2 separate regions of the Homo sapiens genome follow, and region 2 is linked to region 1. A link is a loop called in an ENCODE intact Hi-C map of the cell type or tissue named here. Cell type or tissue: chondrocyte. All regions are shown on one strand. Links, peaks and the distances in the headings refer to the core of each region. The heading gives the core; the rest is flanking DNA. Region 1 overlaps NRXN3 (neurexin 3). Region 2 overlaps NRXN3 (neurexin 3).

Region 1 (5,387 bases), core at 84-5,083:
CTATAGCAGTGTCTCCAGATGTTGTGGTATGTTTTCCCTGGAGGGTGTGACACATTTGCCACATGATGAACTTTAGGAAAAAATATTTAGCTCTTAGATATTCATTTCAATATGCAGTCAGTAAAAAACCTGGCTAACACATTGAACCCAGGATTTCAAAGACATATTGCTTGTAAGATGATGCCAAATCTACTTAAGTCAAACAAGATAATCGGTGTAAAGAAAATCAATACTGTTGTAGGGAGTTATGGTGAAAATAGTGAACCTGATACATAAATTACCAAAGTCTGGGATACCTGGTATACCTCCAGTTCCAGCTATAAACTGGATATCTCAATCTGTTCAGGTGGCTACAACAAAATGCCATAAACTGGGTAGCTTATAAACAACAAAAATTTGTATCTGACAATTCTGGGGGCTTGGAAGTCCAAGATTAAGGTGCTGGAAGATTTGGCATCAGGTGAGGGCTACCTCCTGGTTCATAGATGGTGGCTTCTAGTTCTTCTTCTGTCTTTCCATGGTGGAAGGGGTGAACAAGCTCCCTTGGGCCTATTTTATAAGAGCACTAATCCCAAAGCACTCATGACTTACTAACCTCCCAAAAGGCCCCCCTCCTAATACCATCACATTGGTGATTACGTTTCAACATGTAAATCTGAGGGAGGGACACAGACATTCGGCACTGAAGATCAGAACATGAGCCCCACTTCCAACTGAGCTCCCCTACCAGCATCCACTGCTCTCTCCAAAATCCCCTCTACCCGATACCTCAATTTAACCTCAGAACCTCTGTCCATGGCTTTCAATGCTAAATAAAACTGAGAAGGAGAGGGATGTGTAGTTCTATCTTCTCTGATAGAATAAGATCATGAAAACCCTGAATGAAAGGAATGATGGAGATGGAAACACGATGAAAGTGGAAAAGGGCTCAGGATTGGAAAGCTGCAGGCAACGAAGATGAATTCTGCCATCTTCTCCAGTTATAAGTCCCAGTGTCACTCACCATATTCCTGTGCACTTAGAGGCCAAAGACCTCCACGTTGGCAAGATTAAAATGAGAAGGGGTAGTCAGGGCTGACATCATAATTTTTCTACTACTAATAATAATAATGTTTATTTACTATTATTATTATTCATAATAAAGCCATTTAAACCCCACTCGATAAGAGGTTTAACAAGCCCATTAAGAACAGGAAACCTATTTCCTGCCTGGCGTTGTTTACACATATAACTAGGAGACACTCACTGGCTGGGGGAGCCCCATTAGCTTTAACCAAGAGTCTTGGCAGGAGCTCATGGAAGAAAATAAATCCCTCAAGCAGAATTACATGTGGTCAGTGAGGTCATCGCTCTTGTTTGGCTGGGCTGCACTCTAGGCTGAAGATCCAGAGATGGAGCAGGGCGACCCCACAGCCATGCTGGAGATAGGCACCCTCTTGTCCTTCTCTCATCCAAAGCCAGCTGAGCACAGTTTACTGGCACAGCCAGCTCTGGGGAAAGTTGAGAAGTGGTGAAGCCAGTTTATTATCTACCTTTCTATGTACTCTTGCCCATTAATGGGCAATATTCCCCACTCCCATCTGGCTTTGCATATTTTTCTGCTGCTTCCTGGTTGCTCAGAATCCCCATTCTATGATGGTTCCTTTAGAGCCAAGAGACTTCCAGGCCCATCCTGCAGCCCCTTCAAGACCCAACTTCTTTTGGTCACCTTCCCTTGAGAAAGAATTGTGTCCTGTAACTAAAGCCATCCATCATATTTAAGGGTCATCCATGGTGGAGTCTCCATACATCATGTCTGACCCAGGTAAAGAGGAGCCAGGAGGCTCCTCTCCCAGGGATGTTCCTCTTGAACAGAGAACTCTGAGGATTCAAGCAATCCTTCCCTAATAGATTCCAAAGTCCTGCCCCCACCTGAAACCACTAGGGAAACACTGTGGTGCAAGGGTTTTCTGAATTGTCCTTCCTTCCTCTGGGCCAAATCACACACTAGCCACAGACTGTGGACTTGGTCTGCATTAAGCTGGTCCCTGGTAGAGCTTAGCACTTTCCACACCGAGTAAAGCTTTCTTCCCAGCAGAGGGCAGCAACGGTCAGAGGCTGGAGCCACTGGTGCGCAGCCATCTCAGAGGGACTCGATAAAATGGGAGGAAAGAAACCAGAGGGAGGAGGAAGGAAGGAAGGTGGGGGCTCGGGGCAAGCACGCAGAGCTCGCTGCTCCTTCACCTTCCACCCTGGTAGGGTCTGGCTCTGTGGCCAGGGCTCCCCATAACCTAACGCTTTCTGGTTGGCCTGTCTCACCCAGCACCGCCAGCTTGGAAGGCTTTGGGTTATTAATCTAGCCCACCCAGCCCCAGCACACTTAAACCTCTTAGCTTTCCCTTACTCAGCTGCTGATGCCACATGGAAAACTTGAAGGAAAAGAAAAGGGGGAGAGAAAAAAAAAAAAACCAACATTTTAGTCTGGGGTAGTTCTGCTTCCATAGCAGATATTTTTTTGCATCCACTTCCTTTCAGCAGGAGCGACATTTACATGAAAACAGAGCTGAGGACAGTAGCCTCCCTGGACCTGAAGTCACCATTTGGCCCTTCTGGGCTGCTGCCAATGCCAGCAGCAGTGTGAGATCATCGGGGGCACCTGTTTTTAGAGAGTCTTTTTTTTGGCCGGCGTTGGGGGCGGGGTGGGAGAGCCGGCATGAGCTTAACACAGGCTCTCAGGACAAGTATGATCAGGAAGTTGGGCACAATTGATCAACCAAAAAAGCAACACGGTTTCATTGAGGCAGAGCTGCCAGTGTGGGGAGGAAGCAAAATCATAACGTTCAGAAATGTTAAAGGGATAGAATCTGTGGAAATCTGAAGTGTTCAAAGAATGACCAGGGTCAAATTTTTGCCAATACTTCACCTCCCGTCTTCTCTGACTCAATTGTTGCTGCCAACCTTTCAGATGTGATTGCTAGGCTATAATACTTTTTCCAGCTTTCATCTATCTGAGAACCAGAATTCCAGCCATGATGAATCCCCAATGCCTCTGCCAGTCTTCTGTAATGTACAGAGGCCTCTATCTACACATAGTGCAGGGCTACATGCAGAACAAACCCCCAAGAAATAGTTGTTGCCTGCCTAATTCCTGACATTCATACAGTGTTTTGCAATATTCAAAGTACTTTTACGTTTATTATCACACTGGCACCTCATAGCAACCTTATAAGGTAGACAGCCATTATTAAATCCATTTTACAAATGGGGAAATTGAGGCATAGAGAGATTAACTAGTAAATGGCAGAGACAGAACAAACTCTTGTGGGATTCTATTCCTGTCTGCTTATGGACTTGAACTTGAAAACACAGCCTGCTGTTCTAATCCCCTTCACCCAATGATCAAGACACCTTGATTTTCAAAGCACTGGATGTGCCAAACCCCAGATGCTTTAAAAATTCTCTCACACTGGAAAAGCTCTCTACCTGAACCTTCAGTTTTAGGGTTCAGTGTGGAGAAAGAGCTTCTGAGAAATCCTGGTGGTAGAGCTCTGTTTACAGGGGAAACAGGAAATTGAAAGGCCTTGTTTTAGGTAAGTTTGTGAATTCCAAATTGAATAGATTGGCACCAAAAGGCAGGCTTCTTAGGATCCTTGCTTTCATTTACTCCTTGATCTATCTACTTAATAAATGAATATTAACTGAGCATCTTCAATGTTCAAGGAACTATCTTAGAATCAAAGGGATAGGAAAAACACACAGGGCACAGTTATCCCTATCAGGTGCTTATAATGTAGTTGTATAGACAACATATGGTCATACAAAATAGCATAAGATAGTATATACCAAGTGCCAAATGAGTGCTGCTGCTGCTGAGCACTTTAGAAATTCAGAGAGGGAACGGCACTGAGTGCGCTGAGGAGGTCAGAAAAGGCTCAGTGGAGGACATGGAACATAATCTGATCCCTGAGCAGGAATCAAAAATATGAAGACAAGATCTAGTGGAAGGGTTCTAAATATAGGGGAGAATACTGACTGAGACCCCCACCATATGTCAAGTACTGTGGTAGGCCTGCACAAGGTTTGGGATGATAGGCAAAACCTACCATGGCGGCCGTGAAGACAACAGCCTAGGGAAACAGTAGATAAGGATATAAAGATTAGTAGGAGATGGAGCTGGAAAATGCAGACCAGATCGAAGGACCTTCATTACCAGGCCAAGGACTTGATTCCAAGAAGGAAAGGTACAATACATAAGTTTCTAACCCATATACCTCCTAGAGAGGAGGCCGGGGTGTTCCATCAGGACCTACAATGTCCCATAGGTGAGGAGTAAGCAGTGGTGCCTGGTAAATTTCTAAACAAACAGAGATTCTGGCTTCATGCAAACATTCTCAGGACAAAGGAAGAAACAGGTAATGGGTGAAGTAGGAGCCCAGTCAGAGCCCAGTCCTACCTAGAGATAGTTAAATAGACATTCTGAGGAGCATTTGTGAGCCTCCAGTGAAGAAGATGTGTGAGGTTGCTCTTGACAGAGCCAAACACTATAACCTTCACACTGAGGCGGGAATAGGAGGAGGGGGACAAAAGAGGGCGGAGACAAAAGATGTTCACTTTAAGTCAGCCAGTTATTGGCATCAAAGCCAGAATTCACCTCCTCTCTCCATTATTATTGTGCTTTATTATTATTATAAGGGAGAAATTGCTATTCACTAGGATTTTTTCCCCCTAAGTATTTTAAATGCTGCTGTAACAGTAAATATCACCTCTGGCATATTTGTCCTGGAAGAAAAGAGTATAATTTGGAATACCTAATTGAAATGTGCTACAGGAGATAAGGCAGCTGCAGAGACTGACATTTAAAGGTAGGAGACACCACGGAAGACATGAAATATTACTGTTGCTGCCTCAAAGCCAAAAGCCACTTTCACAGAATGGAAACATCTTCCAGTTCTGCTTCCTCCTTCTGGGTCCCCCATGATCCCATTCCTCAGACTCACTGCTATAGGGTTCCAGTCATCCCTGCTCTTCCTTTAGAACCCCAACCTGCTTGCATTGAGAATGCTGAAGGGCAGGCAAAAGAGAATGATCTCATCCTAGTTCTCTTTTGCTCTTATGTACCCATCTCAAAATCCTAGGTCTTATTTCTTGATAAATCATTTACATGAAGGTGGATGGGCTAGACACAAAAGGAAAGGAAGAGATCTGTCAGTGCATCTCAGTAGGTCTCATTAAAAAGCTGTTTTATGCCACTGTCGCAGAAACATAGTAAAAGACTAGAGGTTACCTGTGCTTAACGCCCAGCAAGCCCTGCCCATTGATAACTGGACACAGTTACTTTCTAGGGGATGGATCTAGGTAAGAGCTAACTCACTGCTTATTCCCTTCACCCATACACCAGAATAAGGACA
Region 2 (5,387 bases), core at 204-5,203, 130 kb before region 1:
ATGCACAGAGAAAGTTGAAGGACAATTAAGGGGGGAATATTTTTTCATATCAAAATTGGAGTGAGATATATTTGTCATGTCAATTAATGTACAAGGACCTATGACCATAAACTTGATTGAAACTGTACTTCTGTGCCCTCTGGTTGCTAGGGATGGCACTGTTTCGATCCTCTAAACTAAGCGTCATAAACACATGGGTTGTGTGTTTCTGATGTGATAACCAATGCATTCCCTGTATTTAGCAAAGTGTGTGGCACATAGTAGAAGCTCAATAAATACACACTCTCATTTCCTGCATTTTCTTAGGCACTAAACAAACCTACCCAGAGAATGCCTACATTTCCTTCTGTTTTAGAATATTTGATGAGGGCACCAACTCCAGTAGAGTAAAAGTTACATGTCACAAAGCAGAGGAATTAAGATGAGGTGAATAGGTGGTACCTGATTATGAAAAGCTCTAAAAATATATACATTATGCAATTAGGGGAAAAAGGTAACTATTAGAGTAGAAAGGAAGCCTTAAGCAGTTTGATTAAAAAGATGACGAAATTTAAAACATACCTTGCTGAACCACTAGGAAACTACTGTTATTTTTATTCCGAGGACTAGAAATGACTCTAATCGTCTCACTATTAACATGTCTGGGAATAACATGTCATTCTCTGCTTAAAATTGTTCGATGGTTCTTTATCAACTTCAGAATTAAATGCAAACTTTGAAGCATTATATAAAAACCTCTTCCTGATCTAGTCCTCACTTCATTGTTACCAGCCTTGACAAAAGTTCAGCAGGTCCTCCAATTTATCATTCCAGGGATAAATCTTGCCTGGATTCTCTACCTGGATAACTACTATTCGCCACTTGAAGCACAGTTTAGGCATCACCTCTTTTTAGAAACCTTCTTCAATATTTCTACCCACTCCATTCCCACCCACAGCTGATTTCTTCCTCTCCGCCCCCATGGCTTCATGTTCTAACTGCTATCATTGTATCTATCACATTGTGCTGGAATTGTCTGTTTCTTCCAGTAGACCAGGAGCCTCTCAAGGGGAGAAACCTATGCCTTTTCTCTCTGTATCTCTCAATGCCTGACACAAAGTACGTGCTTACAGGAGGAGGTGGAAAAATGGGAAGAAGAAGAGCAAGGAAAATCACAAGGGCTACTTCCTGATGCCTTTAAGTCTGTGAAGACTATAATGCAGAAAGAAGCCTCTATATCTATTCTGCCTGAAAATAAGTAATGAGATGAAAAGGTAGAAAGCTAAAGTATTACAAATGGTTAAAAGGCATTTCTTGGAACCACTGAATATTTAGTAGAGTTTTCCCCGGCATGTATGCATAGAAAATTTGCTTTTATTTTTAAGGCAATCTATATGGAAAGTTCTGCACCCCAGAGTGGCAGCTATCATTAGTGTATATGTCTCAGCAGAACACTAACAGAAGAAGTAAAAGCTCAATCACAAACTCCAGTAAGATCCTCTAAGAGACTGGCTGACAAAGTTCGGTGCCAACACTACCTCCCACTCTGAGGCACGCTAAGGGGCTACTGGACACCTCTAATATGACAATGTAGCTTTGACTTGTCATAGAAAACACATGAATGTTTTGAGACAGTATCTCAGAGCCTTCATCCTCTCTACCTAGAGTCAAAGAACAAGAACGACTCTCCAACAATGAGGCCTTTGGCCATAACTAGCAGCTTCTGGCTGTTAGCAGCTACTCTGAAAGAAAATAGATGACAATAGGCATGCCAAACAGCTTTTGTAGAAAAAGCTAATCTGAGAGGCTCAAAGACAAAAGAGTCATAGAAAATACTGTAAAAGCATTCAATGAAATAGAACCTTTAAGAAGTCTAGCATAGTTGGTTGGAAACAATAGTAGCACATGAGGCAAGCAGGTATTGTAAGCAATCCAGGTGACAGAAGCAGTTAGTTCAGAACCATGCGTAAGACGGGTTCTATAAAGAGGTGCAGGCTAATGGGTAAGTTCCAGAACTCTGGGGCTAAGAAGATGACTGCGTATAGGGGCAACCTCTTGTAATGTCAAGCCCACTAATTTATACAAAATACACGTGGACCAGTGCTGTACGGCTTCCTGATGGCTCAACAACCGCCAAAGGAGATCTGCCCGTCAGAAGCAATTACAAAGTATTTCTTGCCTGGCCTGTGAAGCACTTCTGCTTCTAGCCTAATGAAGGCTTTAATCAGGTGGCTTTTCAAAGTGCTCCAAAGAGCCCCTCTGCAATCAGCAAAAGAGGTGGGGAAAGTGATAGGAAGAATATGTCAGGTTGGCAGGTAGCTGATAACAGAATGATTTCCAACCTGGTACAGGAGGCAGCAAATAAGAGTTGGGTGCAAACTGACAATAATATAGACAGAAATGCTGGTACTCGAATTAATTTTTTTCCAAAAAAGGTTTCTTTACACTTTGCTAGCTTAAAAGTAGTCATGCAACAAAAGGTCCCCTCCTTTCTTGGGACTCCCTTTCAAGGTGATGGTATATAGGCCCTAATACTTTTACCTATGAGTTTGCATTACCTTTAGTAAATCTGCAGAGACCTAGATCACCACTAGATGTCCCTTATGCCATGCAAAATCAACCTGAAATGAATTTCACTACCAGTTACACAAATCACATTTAAAGATAGATTTTCTAAGCCTTTGATCTTGGGTGCCAACTGTAATTCCTATGATGACTCACTCCGTTGCCTTATTTATATTGTGTCCACTTTGGTAGTATTTCAATAGTCTTTTATTATAACATATAAAATTATAGGCAGAGAATAGGAAACTGATGAATTAAATTTCTTTTATATTTATATAAAAGAAGAGGTAGAAATAATAGAGAAATAGGTAGAAAGAAATATTGGAGAAAAGGGACATAGGATGTCTAAAGAGGTCCCAAATTCATTATCACTTCTAGGAATCAAATAAGTTTTCATATAAAACCACAAGCTCAGACTAAATTCAGATTCTCCATACGCTGGGATTTTGTATTCTGAGATTAAATAAAACTAGGTGTGATAAATAATTTTAATTTCACATCTCAAACGTGATCTATCACGAATGGTTGTCTATGACACTAAGTAAGGAAGACTGTTGTACTGTGATCAACGAGCAATGTCTGCTACGGGTGTGGGAACTGGGAACAGTGGCTCCCATGACATGCCTTTGCAGAACTTGGGTTAATCCCCTAACCCTAAGGGTCCCAGACTTGGGATGAATGTGGGTGATGGTGACAGTGGTGGTGATGGCAGTAGTAGAAACAGTGATAGCTAATATTAACAGAGAGCTTCCTATGGGTTGGTCATTGTTCTTAGTGTTTCACATGTAAAGACTATTTAATCCAAATGTGAAATATATTCAAACCAAGATGTGACAATACCTTTGAGAATAAAAGAAGGAGGCACTATTAATAATTCACCTGGACAGGAGATATTACCCAGAACTTTCCAAGGTGACCTGGAATAGATGGCCACCCTATTTGATCCTCACAATCTGAGGCACAAGAAGCAGCATAAAATATAGTTAACAGCAAATATGCTGAGTTGAAGTATATTCTGAGTTGAAGCATATACTCTGAGTTGAAATTCTTGTTCTGCGACTTGTTACTGTGTGATCTAGACAGGTTACTTAATCTCTCTGTACCTCAGTTTTCCCATCTTTGAAGTAGGATAACAATAGTACATTTACCTCATAGGGTTGATGTGAGAATAAGAAGGTTAAATACATGTAACATGCTTAGAATATCTCCTGGCACCTTGCATATATTGGTTACTATTATCCTCATTTTACAATTGAGAAAACTGGGAATCTGAGATTTTATTATCTACCTAAGCTCACACAGCTATTAAGTAGTGGAGCCAGCATGGAAATAGAGATAAGTCTGGCTTCAGAGCCTATAGGCTTAGCAACTATTACTATCCTCTCTCTACAACAGAAGAGAAACTAAGATTCTTCAAGATCACACTTTTAAGATTCTTTGATCACACTTCTTCAGCTAGCTGGATTATAAAAGAAGTTACTAGAAAAATTGATCTCTCCTGCCTGTGGCTTAAGATAGCAGATTACACTCAAGTAGGCATGGATGAAGCATGTTTAGGAGCACCTGCCAAAGCCTTGAGGAAGACTCCTCCAAGGTCCATATCCCCCTTAGATTATATGAAAGAGGTGGAAAAGACATGAAGAAGTCAAGAAACATCTGCATCCCAATTTTAGGTACTGAAGTTCCCTAATTCAAACATTGGTGAAGTCCCTGCTCTAACCTTGCATGGGGTTGCCCACTCGAGCTCATAGTGTCCACTGATACTCAGTAATCTCCCAGTGACAACTTAGACCCATTTTTATTCTCTTGATAAGACAGATGGCAAGAGCTACTGCTGGACACAGAAGAGTGAGTGCCAAGCCAACTGTGCACACTTTATCCTACAGAGATGGACCACAATCTACCCACAACAGCCAGACAGTGGAAACTGATTGTCACTGATTCCTTGTCCAGAACTCAGACCAGCTCTTCCAGTTACTTATCAGCTCCTCAATAAGTATTAATTAATGGCTTATTTTCCTAATGGGAGTTGGGAATGTTGCCATATACATCTGTTCAGTGGCATTAGGCTGACCTAAATTAGACCTTTCCTGACAGCAGCCCCAGGCTTTTTTTCAACGGACCATCAGTTTGGAAGTCATTTACTCCTGAAATATGTCTGTAAGCAAACAATGTTCTTAGAAGATCAAGCACTTTGAATCTACAAAAAGAGAAAGGTATCTCTGTAGTAGGCTGAATAATGTTCCCCAAAGATATATCCTAATCCATGGAAACTGTAAATATTATTTTATTTGGAAAGGAGTCTTTACAGATGTGATTAAGTTAGGGATCTTGAGGTGAGACTATCCTGTATTCTCCAGGTGGACCCTAAATGCAAGCACTTGAATCCTTATAAGATGAAGGCAAAGGAAGATCACACATACAGACAGAGAGATGATGTGAATATGGAGATAGAGATTAAGGGCCACAAGCCAAGGAATATGGGCAGCTATCAGAAATGGGAAGAGTCAAGCAACAGATTCTCTCCTTGACATTTAAGAGGACATGCAGCCCTGTTAACACCTTTATTTTAGCCCAGTGAAACTGACTTATGACCTCCAGAATTATGAGAAAATAAAATTACTATTTTTAAGCTACCAAATTTGTGATAATTTGTTACAGCAACCACAGGAAATTAATACACCCTCCCACTGCTGCTCATTCCTCAGCTCCTGATAGACTTTGACTTGCAATAAAAAACACCAGAACAAGGCTTGCATCCTTTGAGGCTTGCTATACATGGACTGGTCAGGTTTATGGAGAAAGAACCAAATAAGAATAGAAAATTGTCTAGGAGTATCAAT

The links. Peaks named below come from ENCODE experiments on the same cell type or tissue, not always from the same donor. Only the 100,000 strongest peaks of a DNase experiment are listed, where the experiment ranks them.
Region 2: a loop joins it to region 1, with 4 times the contacts of the local background. A loop is called at or near these places in 2 of 110 quality-filtered maps.

The regions. Positions count from the first base shown.
Region 1 is chr14:78,563,441-78,568,827 of GRCh38, reverse strand. All of the region lies in intron 4 of NRXN3 (neurexin 3), which reads right to left. Among named protein-coding and RNA genes, the nearest start is that of NRXN3-AS2, 140 kb to the left of the region's middle. In chondrocyte, for the core only: CTCF peaks have their summits at 1,883 and 2,084 (motif pointing right); no DNase peak of the experiment used is centred there.
Region 2 is chr14:78,694,744-78,700,130 of GRCh38, reverse strand. The region is part of intron 6 of NRXN3 (neurexin 3); the gene reads right to left. Among named protein-coding and RNA genes, the nearest start is that of NRXN3-AS2, 13 kb to the left of the region's middle. In chondrocyte, for the core only: CTCF peaks have their summits at 2,367 and 2,566; no DNase peak of the experiment used is centred there.